2 separate regions of the Homo sapiens genome follow, and region 2 is linked to region 1. Evidence: read pairs that join two places in POLR2A ChIA-PET (ENCODE). Cell type or tissue: OCI-LY7. All regions are shown on one strand. Links, peaks and the distances in the headings refer to the core of each region. The heading gives the core; the rest is flanking DNA. Region 1 overlaps SPIRE2 (spire type actin nucleation factor 2). Region 2 overlaps FANCA (FA complementation group A).

The links. Peaks named below come from ENCODE experiments on the same cell type or tissue, not always from the same donor. Only the 100,000 strongest peaks of a DNase experiment are listed, where the experiment ranks them.
Region 2: POLR2A ChIA-PET joins it to region 1 with 6 read pairs; 23 of 35 experiments call an interaction of 5 or more read pairs at or near these places.

The regions. Positions count from the first base shown.
Region 1 is chr16:89,861,710-89,870,561 of GRCh38, reverse strand. It overlaps SPIRE2 (spire type actin nucleation factor 2), which reads right to left. Exons shown (of 15, transcript NM_032451.2): 11 at 6,952-7,086; 12 at 6,701-6,768; 13 at 2,346-2,373; 14 at 880-995; 15 at 1-512. The coding sequence ends at 290. It overlaps LOC112268179 (a long non-coding RNA gene), which reads left to right. Exons shown (of 2, transcript XR_002957933.2): 2 at 1-185. Among named protein-coding and RNA genes, the nearest start is that of TCF25, 7.5 kb to the left of the region's middle. RefSeq lists enhancers at 6,073-6,162, 6,223-6,302. In OCI-LY7, for the core only: no CTCF peak of the experiment used is centred there; a DNase peak (open chromatin) is centred at 6,411; H3K4me3 peaks cover 1,506 bases; H3K27ac peaks cover 1,564 bases.
Region 2 is chr16:89,810,095-89,812,594 of GRCh38, reverse strand. FANCA (FA complementation group A) reads left to right here. Exons shown (of 43, transcript NM_000135.4): 4 at 1,524-1,666; 5 at 1,793-1,888. Among named protein-coding and RNA genes, the nearest start is that of FANCA, 5.3 kb to the left of the region's middle. In OCI-LY7, for the core only: no CTCF peak of the experiment used is centred there; DNase peaks (open chromatin) are centred at 1,034 and 1,594; H3K4me3 peaks cover 2,123 bases; H3K27ac peaks cover 2,271 bases.

The DNA.
Region 1 (8,852 bases), core at 5,023-7,522:
CTAGAACCTTCTGCTTTCTCTCTTCAGTGAGAAAACCCACCCTGTTCCCTCCCCTTCCTCCCTGGCAAGGAATCCTGAGAAGAAACAGCCTCCCCCAGGGAGGGTTTTGAAGTGCGCCTGAACCCAAATGAGCTCTGGGGCCAGGAAACAGTGTATATAAATATATAGACTGTGTGTATATATTATAAATGTATCTATATATGTATATATGTACATGCACAGCTCAGAGCGTCCTAGCCTGATACAGGGCCTGCCTGGTGCCTCCTGGAGGCCTGGCCACCTGGGGCTGTCACTTGAAGTCAAGAGTCCTGGTGTTAGGGATGTAGAGGGATTGGGTCTGGCGACTGCGTCGTGGCGTAGTGTTGAGGACGTCCACGCTCTTGCGGCTGGAACGCACCACGTCTGCCACAAAGCTGGTGCACTCACTGCAGACATCCTTCAGGACACAGCCGTGGGAGTAGATGTGGGGGAACGCCTCCTCCACGCTCTGCCACTGTGGCCCTTGCAGAGACCTGGGAAGTGGGAGAGGGCACTCAGGGAGAGGAGCCAGCCAGGGTGCCACACCCCCCTCCCTGCTTGTGCATGCCACAGCCCCCTCCTGGCTGCCTTTCACCCTAGGCCTCCCCTTGGCCCTCAGGCAACAAACACAGCTAGCAGTGTTCATCTCAGCAGACTGTTCCCTGACCACCCAAGTCCAGTTTCCATCTCATACTGCTCAGCCTCCCAGAGCCCTACACAACGATCCGTCTCTGCCTTGCATTTCCATTTCCTTGGGGTGTCCTAGCAAACAGACAAAGCCAGCCCCCTCCACCCCAGCTCCCAAGTTCCTCTTCACGCCCGACCACCACAGTGACATCAGCAGCAAGGCGAAGAACGCACTGAAAGATGTCTCTTCTCTGGATTGGCGCGGTTTTGGCAGCTGATACCCTCTGAGGACTCTCAAAGCCCAGTGTGTAGACAGGGATGTGTCCAAATTTCTTAGAAGGCATCTTCATCTGCAGCACAGAGGGAGGAGGTATGAACCAGGCACCACCAGAGACATTCAGGTACACTCAGTGCTAGGGGACCTCCCTCCCCAGTCTGGGACCTGCGTGGCAGCCAGGGCTTCCTGGAGAATATTCTCTGTCCCTGTGCTCTCCGATGTCTCCTCTGTGCCTTTTGGCTGAAGACTGGCACGGGGTTCCTGCTTGCTGCACATCTGGACAGGGGCTTCTTAGAGCGCAAGAACCGTCCCTTTTTATACCATGCGGGACCTGCCACGTTTCCTGCTCATCTGGACAGGGGCTCCTTAGAGGGCAAGAACTTTCCCTTTTTATACTATACGGGACCTGCCACCTTACCCTGCACATAATCAACATTTAACATGGATGAGGTGGAAGTTTTTCCATTGCCAAGTGGCAGGATGTAGAGTAAGATTTAAAAATAGTGGTAGTAAGAGTACTCCTTAAGCAGAGTTTTGCTTCTGAACTGAGGCCTGAGGGGTAACATATATATATATATATATATATTTTTTTTTTTTTTTTTTTTTTTAAGACACAGATCTTGCTCTATTGCCCAGGCTGGAGTACAGAGGCACAGCCATACTCACTGCAGCCTTGAATTTGCTGGGCTCAAGAGATCCTCCCACCTCAGCCTCCCAAAGTGCAGGAACTGCAGGCATGAGCCACCGCGCCTGGCTGGTGACATACTTTTATTTGTATTTTGTCTTTTTGAGACGGAGTCTCTGTCACCCAGGCTGTAGTGCAGTGGCACAATCATAGCTCACTGTGGCCTCCACCTCCCGGGTTCAAGTAATTCTCATGCCTCAGCCTCCTGAGTAGCTAGGATTACAGGTGCGTGCCACCATGCCCAGCTAATTTTTTTGTATTTTTAGTAGAGATGGGGTTTCACCATGTTGGCCAGGCTGGTCTCAAGTGGTCCGCCAGCCTCACTGGCCTCCCAAAATGCTGGGATTACAGGTGTGAGCCACCGTGCCCAGCTGACATACTTTTAAATGTTAGGATCCCTTTACCTCTGTGCACCTGCACATAAGCACACACCTCAACTGCAATAAGAAGCCCCTCCTAAAACACCCAAAAAGTTATAGAATGTAAGAAGGTAGGACTTTTAGAGGGGAAGTGAAGGGTTTTTTGGCACGAGGCTACTAACGTGCAATGTTTAAAAACAAAAACCTGTAAGGGTCTTTAAAAACTGCACACTATCTTGGAAAGTATAGGAATGGATTCTGCCTGAAAGGAAATGGATGAGGTGCCTGGTGAGGCAGCATCATCCAACACATCCAATCAAAGCCAGTGGAGCCCCTCATCTGCCTTGCTCAGACCCCAGAGATCCCACATGGTCCTCACCTTTATGCTACAGGAAGTGCAGACGGCTCTGGAAGGGAACAGAGGAAATGCAGCATCAGCAGGGAGGAAGCCCACAAACAGCTGAGAAACAGTCGCATCCCGGCCTCCACGCATCCGAGGTCAAACCATCCTTGCCTTCTGCCTGATGCTTGGTTACTTCAGTACTTTATTTTACTCCAAAATCTTGCTTTTCTTTATACTTAGGTATCCACCCAAAATATATGTGCTCCTTGGCATTCTCTCAGGAAGGATGGCTCCAGGAGTTTTCTCCTGCCAAGTTTTCTATTGCCAAGTGGTAGGATATAGAGTAAGGTTTAAACATAGTGGTGGTGGGCCAGATGTGGTAGCTTACGCCTGTAATCCCAGCACTTTGGGAGGCCAAGGCAAGTGGATCACCTGAGGTCAGGGGTTTGAGACAAGCCTGACCAACAAGGTGAAACCTCGTTTCTACTAAAAATACAAAAATGAGTTGGGCGTGGCAGCAGGCACCTGTAATCACAGCTACTTGGGGGGCTGAGATAGGAGAATGGCATGAACCTGGGAAGTGGAGGTTGCAGTGAGCTGAGATCACGCCACTGCACTCCAGCCTGGGGGACTGAGCGAAACTCTGTCTCAAAAAAAAAAAAAAATGGTGGTAAAAGTCCCTCTTAAGCAGATTTTTGTTTCTGAACCAAGGCATGATGGGTCTTTCTGAACCAAGCCATGATGGGTCACATACTTTTGGAAAGTTTAAAAACAAAAACCTACAAGGGTCTTTAAAAACTGCACACTGTCGGCCAGGCGCGATGCCTCACGCCTGTAATCCCAGCACTTTGGGAGGCCAAGGCAGGTGGATCACGAGGTCAGGTGTTCAACATCGGCCTGGCCAAGATGGTGAAACCCCGTCTCTACTAAAAATACAAAAAATTAGCCGGGCATGGTGGCGGGCACCTGTAATCCCAGCTACTCGGGAGGCTGAGGCAGAGAATTGCTTGAACCCAGGAGGCGGAAGTTGCAGTGAGCCGAGATCATGGCACTGCACCGCAGCCTGGGTGACAGAGAGAGACTCTGTCTCAAAAAAAACAAAAAGCAAACAACAACAACAACAAAAAACAAAAAAAAAACTTGCACACTGTCTTGGAAAGACATCTAAGATTCCTTCTAAGAAGACGTGTAGACATTGGTGTGTACCTGACACTACTCACCATAAAAGCACCATGGAAGCTAGAGGGGCCTCAACTGAGATGCTCAGTTTTAAACAGTGATTCAATTTTGTTTTAATTCCCATATCTGATTTCAAAAATAAATACCTTCTTATAAAAAATTCAAGGCTGGGCGCGGTGGCTCAAGCCTGTAATCCCAGCACTTTGGGAGACCGAGATGGGCAGATCACGAGGTCAGGAGATCGAGACCATCCTGGCTAACATGGTGAAACCCCGTCTCTACTAGAAATGCAAACAAATTAGCCAGGCCTGGTGGCGGGCACCTGTAGTTCCAGCTACTCGGGAGGCTGAGGCAGGAGAATGGCGTGAACCCGGGAGGTGGAGCTTGCAGTGAGCCGAGATTGTGCCACTGCACTCCAGCCTGGGTGACAGAGTGAGATTCCATCTCAAAAAAGAAAAAAGAAAAAAAAAAAAATTCAAGGCTGGGCGTGGTGGCTCACCGCTGTAATCCCAGCACTTTGGGAGGCCAAGGTGGGCGATCACCTGAGGTCGGGAGTTGGAGATCAACCTGACCAACATGGAGAAACCCCATCTCTACTAAAAATACGAAATTAGCAAGTGTGGTGGCACATGCCTGTAATGCCAGCTACTCAGGAGGCTGAGGCAGGAGAATCACTTGAACCTGGGAGGCAGAGGTTGCAGTGAGCTGAGATCGCGGCATTGCACTTCCGACTGGGCAACAAGAGTGAAACTCTATCTCAAAAAAATAAAAAAAAAAAATTCAAACATGAGAGAATTAAAATGTAGACACCACATGCTCAGAAGTGATCCCTGCTAGTAATGGTTTCCATCCTCCAGGCTTTTCCAAGCATATATCAACAGAAATATACATAATTTTACAGATAAAATTAGGTGATTTTTTTTTCCCAGACAGGTCTTGCTCTGTCACCCAGGCTGGAGTGCAGTGACACCGTCATAGCTCACTGCAGCCTTGACCTCCTTGGCTCAAGTGATCCTCCCACCTCAGCCTCCCAAAGTGCTGGGATTATAGGCATGAGCTACCATATCCACCATATCCAGCCTTACCTTTTTTTTTTTTTTTTTTTTTTGAGACAGTCTCCCTCTGTTGCCCAGTCTGGAGTGCAGTGGCGCGATCTCGGCTCACTGCACCCTCCACCTCACAGGTTCAAGCAGTTCTCCTGCCTCAGCCTCCCGAGTAGCTGGGACTACAGGCACCCGCCACCACGCCCAGCTAATTTTTTGTATTTTTAGTAGAGACAGGGTTTCATCGTGTTAGCCAGGATGGTCTCGATCTCCCGACCTCGTGATCTGCCAGCGTTGGCCTCCCAAAGTGCTGGGATCAAGGTGTGAGCCACCGCGCCCGGCCCAGCCTTACTTTTTTATTCAGTCTGGGAAATTCTAACTTTTACTTGGGTCGTGTGGATGACTTACAGTTAATGTGATGCGAGATACAGTTGTGTTTAAGGCTGTCATTTGCTATTTGTTTTGTTTTTGACTCATTTGTTTGTTCTCCTTCTTTTCCTACCTTTTTTTGGATTAATTACTGTTTATGGTCCCATCTTATCTCCTTTGTTGGCTTATTAGCTGTAACTGTTTTATTTTAGTGGTTGCTTTAGGACTTATGGTATACATCTTTAACTTATCACAGTCTACCTTTAAGTAATATTTGTATAGCGTGTATAATACCTTACTATACCTTATCATAGTGATTCACCTTACCATAGTGAACCTTAAAATAGTATACTTCTGGCCAGGCGCGGTGGCTTACGCCTGTAATCCCAACACTTTGGGAGGCAGAGGTGGGCAGATCCTGAGGTCAGGGGATCGAGACCATCCTGGCTAACATGGTGAAACCCCATCTCTACTAAAAATACAAAAAATTAGCTGGGAGTGGTAGCAGGTGCCTGTAGACCCAGCTACTCGGGAAGCTGAGGCAGGAGAATGGTGGGAACTCAGGAGGCGGAGCTTACAGTGAGCCAAGATCGTGCCACTGCACTCCAGCCTGGGCGCCAGAGCGAGACTCCTTCTCAAAAAAAAAAAAAAAAAAAAGGAAAAAAAGTATACTTCCAATTTTCCCCTCTCCCTGACCTTCATGCTAACTGCTGTTATCAACACTACTTACACACGTGTTACAAAACCCACAATACATTGTAATTAATTTTGTCTTGTTTTTTGCATGCCACACATTTTATCTTGCTGAGTACTGGTTTGTTTTTTTGTTGATGTTTAAAAAATTCTTATTCTTGAGCTTTGTTCTCAGAATCAGTTAAGATACTTGTGAACAGTTTGATCCTTTCAGGTCTTGCTTTTATGATGTATCAGTCAGGCCTAGAGCAACAATCACTTTGGGCTACTTACTCCACGTTAGTGAGGCGAGTCCTTTGTGTGCATTCCAGTTAGTGCCCTGTGAATTATGACATTTCTGCCTGTGGCCGGTGGAAACCGATGTTACTCATTCCTGCCCCTGAGCACCGTCCCTTCAGATCTTTAGAACAAGGGAAGGTAAATTTTTTGTGTAAAGGGCCAGAGAATAAACCTTTTAGGCGTGGCTGAGCGAGTAATAAATGGGTGTGGCTGTGTCCAGTGAGATTTTACTTGCAAAACAGGCCGAGGACCAGATTTGGCCCGTGGCTATAGTCTGCCAATCTCTGCTTTAGGATAAATGTTCTGCAGCCTTCAGTCATTTCCTTCAGAGAGGGGGACCTTCTCTGAGGCTTTCTCGGCGCAGCCCTCTCCTCTGGAGTTCTACACGGCGGACTCGAGCTGCTGTGGTCTCCCTGGATTCTCAGCCTGACCTCCTCCATCTGGGGAGTCCGGCAGCTGTGGCTCATGACCTAGAAACTCTCCAGGCAATGACTGTGGTGATGGCAGGCTTGCCCCGTTGTGTTTCCTTTTTGTTGCCTGCTGTCTTGAAAACCATTGTTTCACATCCTGTTTGTTCTTGGCTGTGGAAGATGCCTATTACCCCATCTTGGCTGAAACTGGGAGTTGCTTAGCTATTTAAATTTAATTTAATTTAAATACAATTTAAAATTTAACTCCTCATTCGTACTAACCATATCTTGTGGACTCATCAGCCATCGAACATGCTAGAACATTCCTGGAATCACAGGAAGTTCTGTGGGCGGTACTGCCCCGAGGTTTCTCGCCTCCTCCTTCCCTTGTGAACTGACAGCTAAAGGGAAGGCTCACCTCTTGCAGAAGAGACAGCTGGGCGGCCACGAGAACAGCGGGAACTTGGCCCGGCAGCAGCAGCAAATCTGTCAGGAGAGACTGGTTAGAGCCCCGCTTTGTCCAAAGCTCCCTGGGGTCCCGCCCTGTCCCTGCTACCCCCTCAGGGCTCCCAACCAGATCATGAGCAAACAGTCCTGGGAACTGGCCCTCTCGGCACCCGCCCCTGACCCAGCGGGCAAGAGCGTAGCCCCACGTCTAGGCAGCCTCACCTTCCCCTTCTTCAGACTGCTGAAGAGCTCCTTGTTCTGCAAAAACTTTTCCATCTCGGCCTTCACCAGCACACGGCGCACGTCCATCACCTCTTCCACAGTCAGCGCCAGGCTCTCCACGGGGTGGCTGAACTCCTAGGGGACGGCCTCAGGTAGGAAGTCTTCTATGCAGGAGGCTCCCCTAGCTTACTCTCCTTCCCTGAGGACCCTAACCCTCCCTGGCCTCAGCCTAAACAAGCCTGCGACCTTCTAAAACGCTGTCCATCAGCCATCTTGTCCATCAGCCATCCATCCCCATGTCTTTGATGGGCCCTGCTGCTGCAGGCCAGGCCTCCCATGACCAGCGGACCCTGCCGGCCAGCCCAGCCTTCACTGGCCACGCTCCACACAAACTCCCCTCAGCCCATGTCTGTTCAAGGTGTCCCTGCCTGCAAACACACCATGGGCTGATCCACACCAGCCAGAATCCATCTCAAACCTTCCCTCCCTGAGCAGCTGATGTCCTCTTTTCTGGAAGGTCCAGGACCCTCCAACAGGCCACCTCAGCTTGCATCTGCCCATCTGCGCTCAGCACACCTCCCGTGTCCTGGCCACTGATTCCTGGGGCCACCTTATGTTGAGTGTGTCCTGTTTTTGCTTCCCTGTGCTTGGCATAGAACTTGACACCTGATCTCTCTAAGCCTCAGTTTTCTCTTCTGTAAAATGGGGCTGGATTTCAGCTCCATCGAGATGATTCAGTTAAAGCCCTTAAACACACTGCCAGCACAGCGTTCGCAGTGTCGGTCATCACTGCCAAGGCAGGTGGGCACCATCTATGAAGGTGCCACAGAGATGGAGTTGGACCATGTTTTCTGCTTTGGATTTGCAGTGGGTTGTCCTGTCTAAAGCTGTGAACACACGCTCCTGGCATTGGGGGGAGCGGGGCCCTTGCATTCCTTCCTTCCTCTGACCTGAGGCACCCAGGGCTTTAGGCTTCTGTTGCCAGTTGCCTGATGGTGCCGTTTCCATCTGAACAATTCACCTCAGGTGCCACAGGTGTGACGCCAACAACGTCCGTGGCCAGGAGACCTCACGCCAGGTACAGAGAAGGGCCGCCTGCTCCCCAGGTGAGGCTGTGAGCCCAGGGCAGATGGAAGGCCAGGTTCTGTGGTGCTCAGTAGCCCCCCTTCAGAAAGCACTTCTGAGACTTCAGAGCTAAAGAACCACTCATGTGACCTGTGGTCATCTTAAATGTGTCCTCTAATTCCTTAAGAAGTGGGCCTTGGCCGGGTGCGGTGGCTCACGCCTGTGATCCCAGCACTTTGGGAGGCCGAAGAGGGCGGATGACGAGGTCAGGTCCCAGCACTTTGGGAGGCCGAAGAGGGCGGATGATGAGGTCAGGAGATCGAAACCATCCTGGCTAACACGATGAAACCCCGTCTCTACTAAAAATACAAAAAATTAGCCGGGTGCGGTGGTGGGCGCCTGTAGTCCCAGCTACTCGGGAGGCTGAGGCAGGAGAATGGCATGAACCCGGGAGGCGGAGCTTGCAGTGAGCCGAGATGGCGCCACTGCACTCCAGCCTGGGCGACAGAGCCAGACTCTTGTCTCAAAAAAAAAAAAAAAAAGAAGTGGGCCTTAATTCTCTCCCTCCCCTTGAGAATAGGCTGGACTTAGTGACTCATTCCTAGTGAGTTGGGACAATGTGGCACTGCTGGACTTGGTCATAAATACTCAGTGGCTTTCACTGCGCTCACTCTTGAACCACGTGCTCTGGGGGACGCCAGCCACCACGCTGTGGGGATCCCCAAGCAGCCCGAGAGAGGCCTACACAGCAAGGGACTCACGCCTCCTGCTCACAGCTGGGTGAAGACGCCACTTCAGACGGCTCCTCCAGCCCCGATTTGACCCTTCAGTCGAGA
Region 2 (2,500 bases), core at 1-2,500, 53 kb after region 1:
GACTCACCGCAACCTCTGCCTCCCTAGTTAAAGTGATTCTCCTGCCTCAGCCTCCTGAGTAGCTGGTATTACAGGCATGCACCACCACGCCTGGCTAATTTTGTATTTTTAGTAGAGATAGGGTTTCACCATGTTGGTCAGGCTGGTCTCAAACTCCCGACCTCAGGTGATCCACCCGCCTCGGCCTCCCAAAGTGCTGGGATTACAGGAGGGACCCACTGAGCCTGGCCTCCAGTTTTTTTTTGTTTTGTTTTTTTGAGATGAAGTCTGGCTCTGTCGCCCAGACTGCAGTGTAGTGGCGTGATCTCGGCTCACTGCAAACTCCGCCTCCTGGGTTCACGCCATTCTTCGCCTCAGCCTCCTGAGTAGCTGGGACTACAGGCTCCCGTCACCAAACCTGGCTAATTTTGTTTTTGTGTCTTTAGTAGAGACAGGGTTTCACCGTGTTAGCCAGGATGGTCTCGATCTCCTGACCTTGTAATCCGCCCGCCTCGGCCTCCCAAAGTGCTGGGATTACAGGCGTGAGCCACCGTGCCCGGCCCGGTTTCTTTAAACAATTAATTTTGGCTCACGTGGTGGCTCACACCTGTAATCCCAGCAGTATGGGAGGCCGAGGCGGGCGGATTAATGAGGTTGGGAATTGGAGACGAGCCTAGCCAACATAGTGAAACCCCATCTCTACTAAAAATACAAAAAATTAACTGGGCGTAGTGACGCGTGCCTGTAATCCCAGCTACTTGGGAGGCTGAGGCAGGAGAATCGCTTGAACCTGAGAGGCGGAGGTTGCAGTGAGCTGAGATGGCGCCGTTGCACTTCAGTCCAGGCGGCAGTGTAAGACACCATTGCAAAAAAATAAAACAAAAAAAAATTAATTTTGGAAGACAAATAAATTAGAAAATGATTTCTTGGCATTGCCTGCTTCCAGGTTGCCCACCGTTTCTCACTTTATTGAATGCAGACCAGTGGCTGGTTGCTCAGGAGAATGGTGGCTGCCTGCAGGCTGTTAGTGAGGTTCCACTTGGTGGCCTGCGGACTGAGCACAGCTGTGACTGCACCTGCCCACCAGGTGCATGGCAGAATGTTGGGAAATCCCTGCCTAATTTTATCACAACCATCAATGTGAGTCAACAGGGGCAGGCTTATCTCTGAAGTAATTAGAAAAACAATGTAATTGAAAGAGCCTGCTGCAGTTCTCAATTTATTGTGCTCCTTTGTAAAAAGATGATAAAGTTCTTGGTCAGAATATATTTCTTTATCTTGCTCCTTTTGTGTCATGGGAAACGTAACAAATACCAATGTATAACTCTGGGTTCAGGTGTTGCCACCAGTTTTATTGTGAGCTGCTTGGATCATCAAATTCTCATTTTTATCTCATGTTTTTCCCTTTGCATCTATTCTCCCCGTTTAAAAGGCAATTTTTTTTGTGCTGCATCTTAAAATAAGGCATTTTAAACAGCAAGTCTTTGGTTTTAGATTTTGTCTCATGTGTTAAGAGAAAGCTATGGTTTTGTTTTGTGTTTAAGGCTCTGCTTTGCAGGATCAAGCCTCAAGGCTGGGGGTTCCCGTGGGTATTCTCTCAGCCGGGATGGTTGCCTCTAGCGTGGGACAGATCTGCACGGCTCCAGCGGAGACCAGTCACCCTGTGCTGCTGACTGTGGAGCAGAGAGTAAGACACCAGCAAAGATGAGGAAACCTGCCCGTTGTTACTTTTAAGCTGGTTGGGAAAATAGGACATAGCTTTAGTATTGTTTCAGGTAATTTGTTTTTTAAAAAATGTAATCTCTCTTTTCAGAAGAAGCTGTCTTCCCTGTTAGAGTTTGCTCAGTATTTATTGGCACACAGTATGTTCTCCCGTCTTTCCTTCTGTCAAGAATTATGGAAAATACAGGTAAATTTGAGATTGCAAATCTGACTCTCCAGTGTTCCAGGCAATGTTCTGTTGATCTGGATGGAGGCAACAGAGTACCTGGGTTTTCTTGGGAATTCTCCAAGCTTCTCATTAATTACAGAGAGTGGATGAAAAAGGGTTTAGAAATCATCTGTGGATTGGAAAGAAGTACCTTCAATTGCCATTTTTTGTCCCTATTCACCTATCATTAGTAATATTTATTAGACTAGAATATATTGAAAAACACGTTTAGCCTTGGGTATATTAGTATGGAGAATTTTCCAGGGTAGTATAGTAAACTATTAAAAAAAAATGTATGTAATTTTTTTTTCCAGAGACAGGGTCTCGCCTTGTTGCCCAGGCTGGTCTTTTTTTTTTTTTTTTGAGACGAAGTCTCGCTCTGTCGCACAGGCTGGAGTGCAGTGGCGTGATCTTGGCTCACTGCAAGCCCCACCTCCCAGGTTCACGCCATTCTCCTGCCTCAGCCTCCCGAGTAGCTGGGACTACAGGTGACTGCCACCACGCCCAGCTAATTTTTTGTATTTTTTAGCAGAGACGGGGTTTCACCGTGTTAGCCAGGATGGTCTCGATCTCCTGACCTCGTGATCTGCC